Linked DNA regions of Homo sapiens: region 2 is linked to region 1. Evidence: chromatin loops called from intact Hi-C (ENCODE). Cell type or tissue: OCI-LY7. All regions are shown on one strand. Each heading gives the region's core, and the rest is flanking DNA. Links, peaks and the distances in the headings are about the cores only.

What was found. Peaks named below come from ENCODE experiments on the same cell type or tissue, not always from the same donor. Only the 100,000 strongest peaks of a DNase experiment are listed, where the experiment ranks them.
Region 2: it touches region 1 in a loop (11-fold over the local background); 71 of 110 quality-filtered maps call a loop at or near these places.

The regions. Positions count from the first base shown.
Region 1 is chr6:44,653,567-44,657,958 of GRCh38, forward strand. No RefSeq gene overlaps it. Among named protein-coding and RNA genes, the nearest start is that of MIR4642, 220 kb to the left of the region's middle. In OCI-LY7, for the core only: CTCF peaks have their summits at 2,118 (motif pointing right) and 2,325; a DNase peak (open chromatin) is centred at 2,105.
Region 2 is chr6:45,921,344-45,925,735 of GRCh38, forward strand. The region is part of intron 4 of CLIC5 (chloride intracellular channel 5); the gene reads right to left. Among named protein-coding and RNA genes, the nearest start is that of CLIC5, 92 kb to the right of the region's middle. RefSeq lists an enhancer at 2,963-3,112. In OCI-LY7, for the core only: CTCF peaks have their summits at 1,649 (motif pointing left) and 1,851; a DNase peak (open chromatin) is centred at 1,598.

The DNA of each region.
Region 1 (4,392 bases), core at 254-4,253:
GGGAAACAAACAACAACAACAAAAAACCCACACAGTTGTTATGATGGGGTTTTTTTTTTGTAAATGTCTTCAAAATCTCAGTTCAGGTTCAGGGCTCAGCTCACCTGCCATCCAGGCTGGTTCTCTCAGTTCACTCAAGCCTATGTCATGCTGTGGCCACCTGGATGTGAGTATTCAACCAGGACTGGTCCCATCCCTGTTCCTTCTGCTACCGGGGCCATCTGAGCTGCTCCTCACCCGGAGACAGAATGGATGCAGTGCCTCTCTGCACCCCCAGCCCCACCCCCAGCTCAGCCCGACACAATAACAAACAGCCCTGTGAAAAGCACTTACATTTATGAACTGTTTATAAATTTACCGACATTGATTTATGACTCTTGGCTAGACCTGATGTGAGTCTCTTTAGGGGTATTTCTTCCTTTCTTTCTTTCTCTCTTTGAATTTTTTTTTTAAGTGTTAATGTTACGGTTCACATTCTTAATATAGCCACACGCCAGGAACTATCCGGAAGACAGCTGGGAGCCCGACCAATGACCCATGGGCAGGAACCTAGACTTGATTTATGCCGGGGCTGTGGCTGGTGGAGAAAGCTGTTTCTGGTTGGTTCGGGGACAGGCTGTTCTTTCAGAAGAAGACCCCTAAGAGAATGCCTCAGCTCTGAGGGGCAGTTGCAAGAAGCAGGAAGAGGGCAAACTGGATTTGGAACTGTGTGAACCTCACTGCTTCCTAGATATGTGACTTGAGACACCCTGAGCCCCAGTTTCCTCATCTAGGTAATAGGGATAATAAAACTGACCCTGAGTGGCAGCTACAAGAGTTAATGGGGCCCTATTGGTAAAATACTTAAATGTGGCTTCCCCATAGTAGGTGCTCAGTAAATGATGATGAGGACTTTCCAAAGCTTGATCAACAGTGATTATTTATTAGCCAGTTTTGTATACAGTTTGGAATGGAAATGTGCCACTAGCCTCTTCAATGAAGTTATAGTCAGGCTCCCCACACAGAGCCCAGACTCCCTTTCTCAGCCATGAAAAACGCTGGAGGGGCCTGGAGGAAAGTATGAATGAAGAGCTCCTCCCTGCCGCTGCTCTGCCTGTCACTGCACACACGAAGAAAATTGGTATCACTCTGGCCAGGTGCGGTGGCTCACACCTATAATCCTAGCACTTTCAGAGGCCGAGGCGGACAGGATTACTTGAGCGCAGGAGTTCGAGACCAGCCTGGGCAACATGGTGAACCCCTGGTGGCATGCACCTGTGGGAGGATGACGCAGGAGAAGCACTTGAGCCTGGGAGGCAGAGGTTGTCGTGAGCCGAGACTGCACCACTGCACTCCAGCCTGGGTGACACAGCAAGATCCTGCCTCAAAAAAAAAAAAAAAAAAAAAAAAAAAAAAAAAAAAAAGAAAGAAAGAAAAAGAAGAAGAAGAAAAAAGAAAGAAAGTAAGGGAAGGAAGGAAGGGAGGGAGGGATGGAAGGAAGGAAGGAAGAAAGAAAAACAAAGGAAGAGGAAGGAAGAAAAAATTAGTATTACTCTCATTGTGTCACTAACTTTAATTACTACCTATATTATTATCTATGACTGTCTTTGCTAAGGAAAGAAGGAACTAACATTTATTGAACACCTTCAGTTGTCAAGAACTTGGCAGGACTTATTTTAAGTCTCATATAACCCTCTGAAGTGGGTGTTGTTATTCCTATTTTACAGATAAAGAAACTGAAATTCAGAGAGATTAAAGTAATTTTCCCATGATCCCACAGCTGGTAAGTGGCTGAGATAAGACAGAAACCCAGCCTCACTCCTAAACAACCCATTTCCCCCAAAACTCTTATCTACCTTATCTACCTACCTACCTACCTAAAAAAACAAAACAAACCCCTGAAATCCTGACTGAGGGCCTGAGAACCTCATGGTGAGGTGTGAAAACCCGTGCAGAGCACAGCATGTCCTGTGACATGAATATCAAGGAATGTCCCCAGGCAACCCGTGCCTGCTCAGCCGCTGTAATTGAGACAGACCCCACCTCTTGCGACAGAGCCTTTCTGGGTCTAAAAGAAGCAGGAACAACAAAGAAGCAAACAACTGGGGCTCGAGTCTACCCGCAGGGACGCCCGCAGACACCAGGTGGCGCCCGAGTCTGGCCGAACGCTGAGCTCCCCTCGGTCTGATTTCTGAGGGGGCACAGCGTCCACCGACTGTCAAATAGAGTGGGTGGAGGTGATGGCCAGCCAAAGAGAGGTGTCCTAGCTATGGTTGGGTGGCCTGTGGGGGAGATGCTACGTGAGGGTGCCCTATCCAAACACTGAGCACCGAGGGGTGATCCTGATGTCCACCACAGTGACCCGGGGAGGAGTTGTGAGCTCATGGTCCCAGGGTCCTGCCATGCAGGCACCAGGGACAGAAGACGGAAGTGGGGGTTCCTTCAGTTCCTCCAAGAGAGCCGTTTTCCATTCCCCGGCAGAGGCCACCTCAGCCCCTCCGCAGCTCTGTGCTTGGCCTGGGTGGACCCCGACCAGTGGATGTGGTTGAGCAGGAGGAGTCCTTAGACCCCAGCTTCTGGTCACAGGGGAAAGGAGTCTCCCGCGTTGGGGATCCCCATCCCCCTGGAAGCCAGGCCCTTCTGTCCAGGGCCCTGTGCCTTCTCTTACTGTGGACTGAGCCTCCACTCTTGGTTTCCACTTGGTAGAATGTCTGGATGAAAACAATCACACTTGGATTCCAGGTGACACAGACATGCCCAAAACCCTGGTGACATAGCTCAAGCAGAAAAAGGGACGACTTGATGTAGCAGTCTCCTACCTTTGTCTGCCCCACCTCCTAATTACCGGGACCATCTCAGTCTTTCCAGGACTTGCCAATTTCATACATCCCAGTTTTTCTTATAAGTCATTGAAAATAGTCTGGAAAGCCCAATATTCAATGTGGCATCTCCCAAACAGCTTCTCTCAGCCAGAAGTGGGACAGAACTCTAAAAGTGCTGGGGTTTGGTTTACATACTAAGGTCACCCATGGCCTATCCTATATTCCTAAGGTGAGGCTGTTGGAAGGGGAGAGGCTCCTTCTACCCACGCAGAGCAACATGGAAAGGCAGCCACCTGCCCCCTCAGCTTGCAGCCTGGAGGCCTTTGCGTTCCTCTCCATTTATATGTCCTGGATTCCAGAGCCAAAATCTTCTACGCCCATAGACAGAGAGTAGGTTCATTCAGAGGCTCATTAATTACATGGCTAAGAGAAGGAAGGGGAAGAAAAGACTCATGAAAATGTTCATTTAAACTTAATTGCTGCCCATGCTCTTGCTAATTGAAGTAGCTCCGTTGCATTTCACTTATGTACCTGAGTGTATTTAAAATGGGATATTGCACAGTATAAACTAAGCCACATCACAAACTAACGATCTGGAAAATCTCAGTTAAATAAACAAAGCTGGCTTTAAGTTACACAGGAGAAACATGTAGTCTCCCGTGCGTACACACACACACACACACACACACAGACACACATACAGCCAAAGCACCAGGATCTCAGACCTTCGGTTCATATCTTCTCCTTCATAGTTCAAATTAAACACAGTCTTAGTCTCTTGCTCTCTCTTTTCCTCTCTCTTTCCCTTATTAAATTTATTTTTAACAGTACCTTAAAAAAATAAACTCACCCCTCTGTGCCACTCCTATGCCAGGTGCAGCCAGGGGCAAATTTTTACAGCTGAATTACATGACCTGAAAAATACGGAGCACATAATGAGAACATTGAGAGACCCCATCTCTAGCACCGGGCCAGTGCTGGTGTAATAACATTCCTGGAGAGAGCAGTAGCCGGGGCAGCTGTGGAGTCAGGCTGAAGCCCTTACTCAGCATGAGGAATTATATATATCTTGGAACTCTTTCCTGAACCTAAACATTATTGCTGAGAAAGGGATAACAGTGTGAGTGGCCATCGCTCGCCAGCCAGGGCTCACACACTGCTTCGAATGTGAGTTTCCTCCCAAGGCTGAGGGGAAACGTTCCAGACCCAACTTTGCCTAGGGCAGGGATGAGGATGGGGCTGAAGGCCTGGGAAGTCTTTGACTCTGGAGTGGTGTTGACATGGCAGTCGGATAAAGCTTGGCACTCCACAAGCCCAGGCTCCGTCGCCCAAGGACCTCTAGGAGGTGTTGTGGGCTGCTTAAAAGTCTAAGTCTACTTCCCTGTAACAGCTCCCTGGGCATTATCCTGGAACTCCCCAGTTATCTGGACTCAGACCAGAGCCCCTCAACCTCAGCTGTCTGCAGCCATGGCAAGAGTGAGGGAGGGCAAAGCTGTTGAGCTACAGGAATCACAGCAACAAAGATGGCTCTTAGGCTGGGCACAGTGGCTCATGCCTGTGATCCCGGCACTCTGGGAGGCCAAGGCAGGTG
Region 2 (4,392 bases), core at 91-4,090, 1.3 Mb after region 1:
GTTTCATCAAGGAAGAAACAGAGAATCTGGGTCGAGTATGTCGGGGAGCCATGGCTTCTGATAACAAACACAGTAGCAGAGCAGCACATTCACTCTGCCATAAGAGATTTGGGTTTGAATCCTCAGTTATGCTTGTTCACAGGTTCACATCATCTAGTGTCTGGTGCAGAGTGAGACTTGATTAAAGTTAACTGCTATTATTATTATTACAGCTATAGAACTTGGGTTTATGAGAGGATGAAGGGGAAGAAGACACCGAGAGAAAGATGAGAGAAGAGATAGCTCAAGGCAGAAATTCAGTGTCTGAAGTGAAGTTTATCTGAACATCCTAGCATGTTCCAGGTCCAAGGAGAATCCTGGAGAGCTTGCAGGATGAAGCTTGCTCTTGACTTTCCTAACATGTTAGGGATCTAAAGTTGCCTGGAAGCATCTCTTTGGGTTTGGCTTTGCTCTCTCCAGGCCACATGGGTGTGTCACATTTTCTTAGTTTGACAGTTTAGAGAGTTCATGTCCACCTTTGGCACTGAACCAAGAACACTGGACTTGGCCTCATAGCCAGAGAGGAGGATGTTGTCAAATTGGCCCTGGGTGTGAACAACCCAGGGGCTCACATGGGGGAGGCAATTCCCAGGCCTCCGTTTCTAGGCACTGCTAAAAACAGGAAAGGCAGAAAGACAAACAGCGGTTTATGAGAAAGCAAAATGCAATGGCAACTTCAACAGATTCCCCACTGTTCCCTCGTGTGGCGTCAGCTGGGCTACAGAGAGTGTGCAGCACGTGGTGCCATGGGTATTATTTGTTTGTTCTAGAAAGAATTTCAGCCTCAGAGGGGAGGATGAATTAAATGACAAGCTCCTATAGTTCTTTCCAGTAAGAAGCCAGTAAATGATTCTTTATTTGAAAGATAGCGTTTAAGTCTTACAATTATGGTGGGTTGGGATATAGGACACTGTTGGTTGCCCACCCTCCTCTGTGGTGGGGAGAATGGGGTGTTTTCTGATGTATTTCCAAGGAATTCAGAAACTTTCTTAAGGAAGACACAGATTCTCCACATAGCTGCTTCCCCAAGCTCTATAGGGGATTCTTATAAAGAAGCATCTTTTTATTTAATACAGCTCCACAAATCACCCTTATATTTGGCGTATGTTCAGAAGTATTAGTACAACAACAAAATGCATATTTTTTTTAAAGGCAAGAGACTTTGGCCAGTATTTGGCTATGTTTAAAACACCAGCATGGTAAACATTTAGGACAACTTTAGCATGCCTTTAGTATAATATTTTCTTAAAGTATGAAGGGAGGTAGGGACTCCAGATCCAAATAATTTTCTAAACCTCTTAAAAGCCACAGTAGATTTGAAGAGAAAGATTATCACTTAGGTCTTCGAATTAAGTTTCCTTTTGTGTACTCATCTGTAGCATGTAAGCTGCCTGAATGTTTATTTATCAACAGGAGAAGGGAGGAAGAGAGAGAGAGAGAAAGAGAGAGAGATAGAGAGAGAGAGAGAGAGAGAGACTGACTGAATGTGGGAGGAAGCTGCAGAGCTAGCGAGCTCAGGAGTGATCAGGGGAGAAGTTCTGGTTAGGGAACCCGGCCCAGACTTTAGCCATGGGGCAGTGGCGACACCTTCTGGCTTATCCCTGAGCAAACAAACAAACAAACAAAAAACTCCCCAAAAACCTATTGTGTATTTTCCACAGAGAACATGTACGTGTGTTTTCTATTAGACTTTCCAGAAACTCATAAATGATTGTAGAACCCATCGTGCTAATAGAAAGTACGGCATAAATGCTGACGGAAGCTATTAATGCTGATTGTAGTTTATGTGGCCAAATGAATCAGGCTGAAATCTGTGAGTTTTTTTATGGTTACTTTATAACAGGTTATTTTTAAGTATCAGGCCATAGATTAGGTTTAATGCGGATGCTCACACACTTAGAATGAGCTGGTTAAGAGAGATTCTAACTTTATCAGTCATCCGTTCCAGCGTTTAGACCTAGAGATTTTTCTCAATTCTCCCTCCCCCAAAACACTTAGGCTGAAGTACATTCACCACATTTTGTCTTGTTTCATCCTCAAATAGCCACATCTTTTACATAAGAGCCATTCACAAACTTAAAAACTGCCTCTGTGCCACTGCAATGCTAGACTGAAATAATTACTGGATTTGGTGATTCTGTGAATATCCTACAAATTCTCTTCCAGTTGCCCATTCTTTTATTTGTTAAACAGGCATCTATTCGGTGCCCACTGTGGGCCAACTTTGTGCCCCTTTCCCCACATGGATTGCTGGGTGAGGACCCTGATGGGGAAGGTGGGAAGTGTTGAGTATATTTAAGGAAATACACATGGTAGTCATTCATTGAGTATTCATCGGATCGTGAACTGATTTGATCACCATTTCCTAAATGACACACTCTTGTTTAATTCAGCACTACATACATATTAAATAGTGGATTATATTAAATGTTAATATACGCAAGTCAAGAGCACAGATCATGGGACCAGCTGCCTGGGCTGGGGTCCTGACCCTGACACATACTAGCTTGGGCAGGTTGCTTAACCGGTGCTTGTTTCCTTCTCTGCAAAGTGGAGATCATAACATGGCATACCTTAGAGGGTTGCTGGGAGCAATAATTGAGTCATCACCTGCAGAGGGCTTAGTACAGTGCCCGGCATGCTGTAAGCAGTTGTTATGTACAATGTGTATGTGCAACGCATGATGATGCTGATGTATGAGAAACAAAGCATACAAAAAAAGCAACAAAAAATTCTTAGAGCTGCAAGAAAAAAGTGGCTCTTGCCTCTGGCTCTGCTCAGTAAACATCGTGCTTGACTCATCCTCTGCCCTGAAATGCTGACATGAACAGGGATATTCAGCTGTTCCTTTCATTCTGACTCTACAGCCAGAACCACAGTCCCCCAGCCGAAAGCCTTCATCATAACAGATGTGAAATGGGGCAACCTTAAAGGTTGGGGGTGACTGATACTTACACAGAATTCCCCAGATATGCTACAAGTACACCTGGACCTCCCTCCCCCTTGCTCAGAGCAGTTCCCTGGATACCCTAATGTGCCCCAGCAAAAATTACAGTTTGTGGGGAGAAGCTACCCATTGGATGTTTGAGTTGCACAGCTTTTACTACATGAGTCTTGCATCTCCTAAAGTTTGAAGTGTGTAGCAAATTAAATGTGCAATTTTATACTTCTGTTTCCTGAAATCTAGTAGGGGGTAAATGACTCAGATTTTTCCAGCACCAAAGGAGAATTTAAAATAGTGTGTCCTTTTTGGCAATGGCTAGGACAGGTATTTTCACCAGAGAGAGAAAAAATATCACCTTAACTTGAAAGTGAATATATAAGAATTGAATATACAAGAATTCAGTCTCCTTTTATTTGTTACTAGTAGAAGACAGAGCCCATATATATATATATTTTCAGGGTAGCAATGTGCCCTATCAAAAATACTCATCTTCCTAGATTCCCAGAATTTCAGCTACAGAAGGCCAAATAACCAAGTTCTGGCTAAAGAGATATCGGTAGAAATTAATCAATGGGCTTCTGGGAAAGATAAGATAGATGCGGCTGGCATTGTCTGGAATGCGGATGTGATGTTTGGGGGTGGAGCAACCATCCTGTGAAACAAGAATGAAAGTCACACACGAAAGATGGAGAATTAGGAGCTCTAAGCAGCAGCTCAATTCTCGACTTCTTTCAGCAACTACATTTGCCTGGAACTCTCTACTCTCTGGACTTCTTGTCATGTGAGAAAAGCAAATTCCTCTTAAGAAGTAAACATTTATCAAGAGTGCTTAGAACAGGGCATGGTTCATAGTAAAATGCTATATAGGTTTTGCTAATAAAATACATGTTTGCTTTAGCCACTGTAGTCAGGCTTCTATTACAAACAGCCAAACACAACATTTGCCAATATACATAGGTATTGCCAACATGCCAACATGTCATTATTCCGCTTTTTTTTTTTTTTTTTGAGATAGAGTCTCGCTCTGTCACCCAGGCTGGAATGCAATGGTGCGATCTCAGCTCACTGCAAACTCCATCTCCCTGGCTCAAGCAATTCTTCTGCCTCAGCCTCCCAAGTAGCTGGGACTACAGGCGCGTGCCACCACGCCTGGCTAATTTTTGTATTTTTAGTAGAGACTGGGTTTCACCATATTGGCCAGGCTGGTCTTGAACTCCTGACCTCGTGATCCGCCTGCCCTGGCCTCCCAAAGTGCTGAGATTACAGGCATGAGCCGTCGCGCTCAGCCTCATTATTTCACTTTTATTCTAGCACCTTGCACAGCGTATGGTACTGAATAAGTATTTGTTGAAAGAATAAGCCGTTCAGTGGGGTTTGAGGAAAGATGAAGGACCCTAAAATCATGTGAC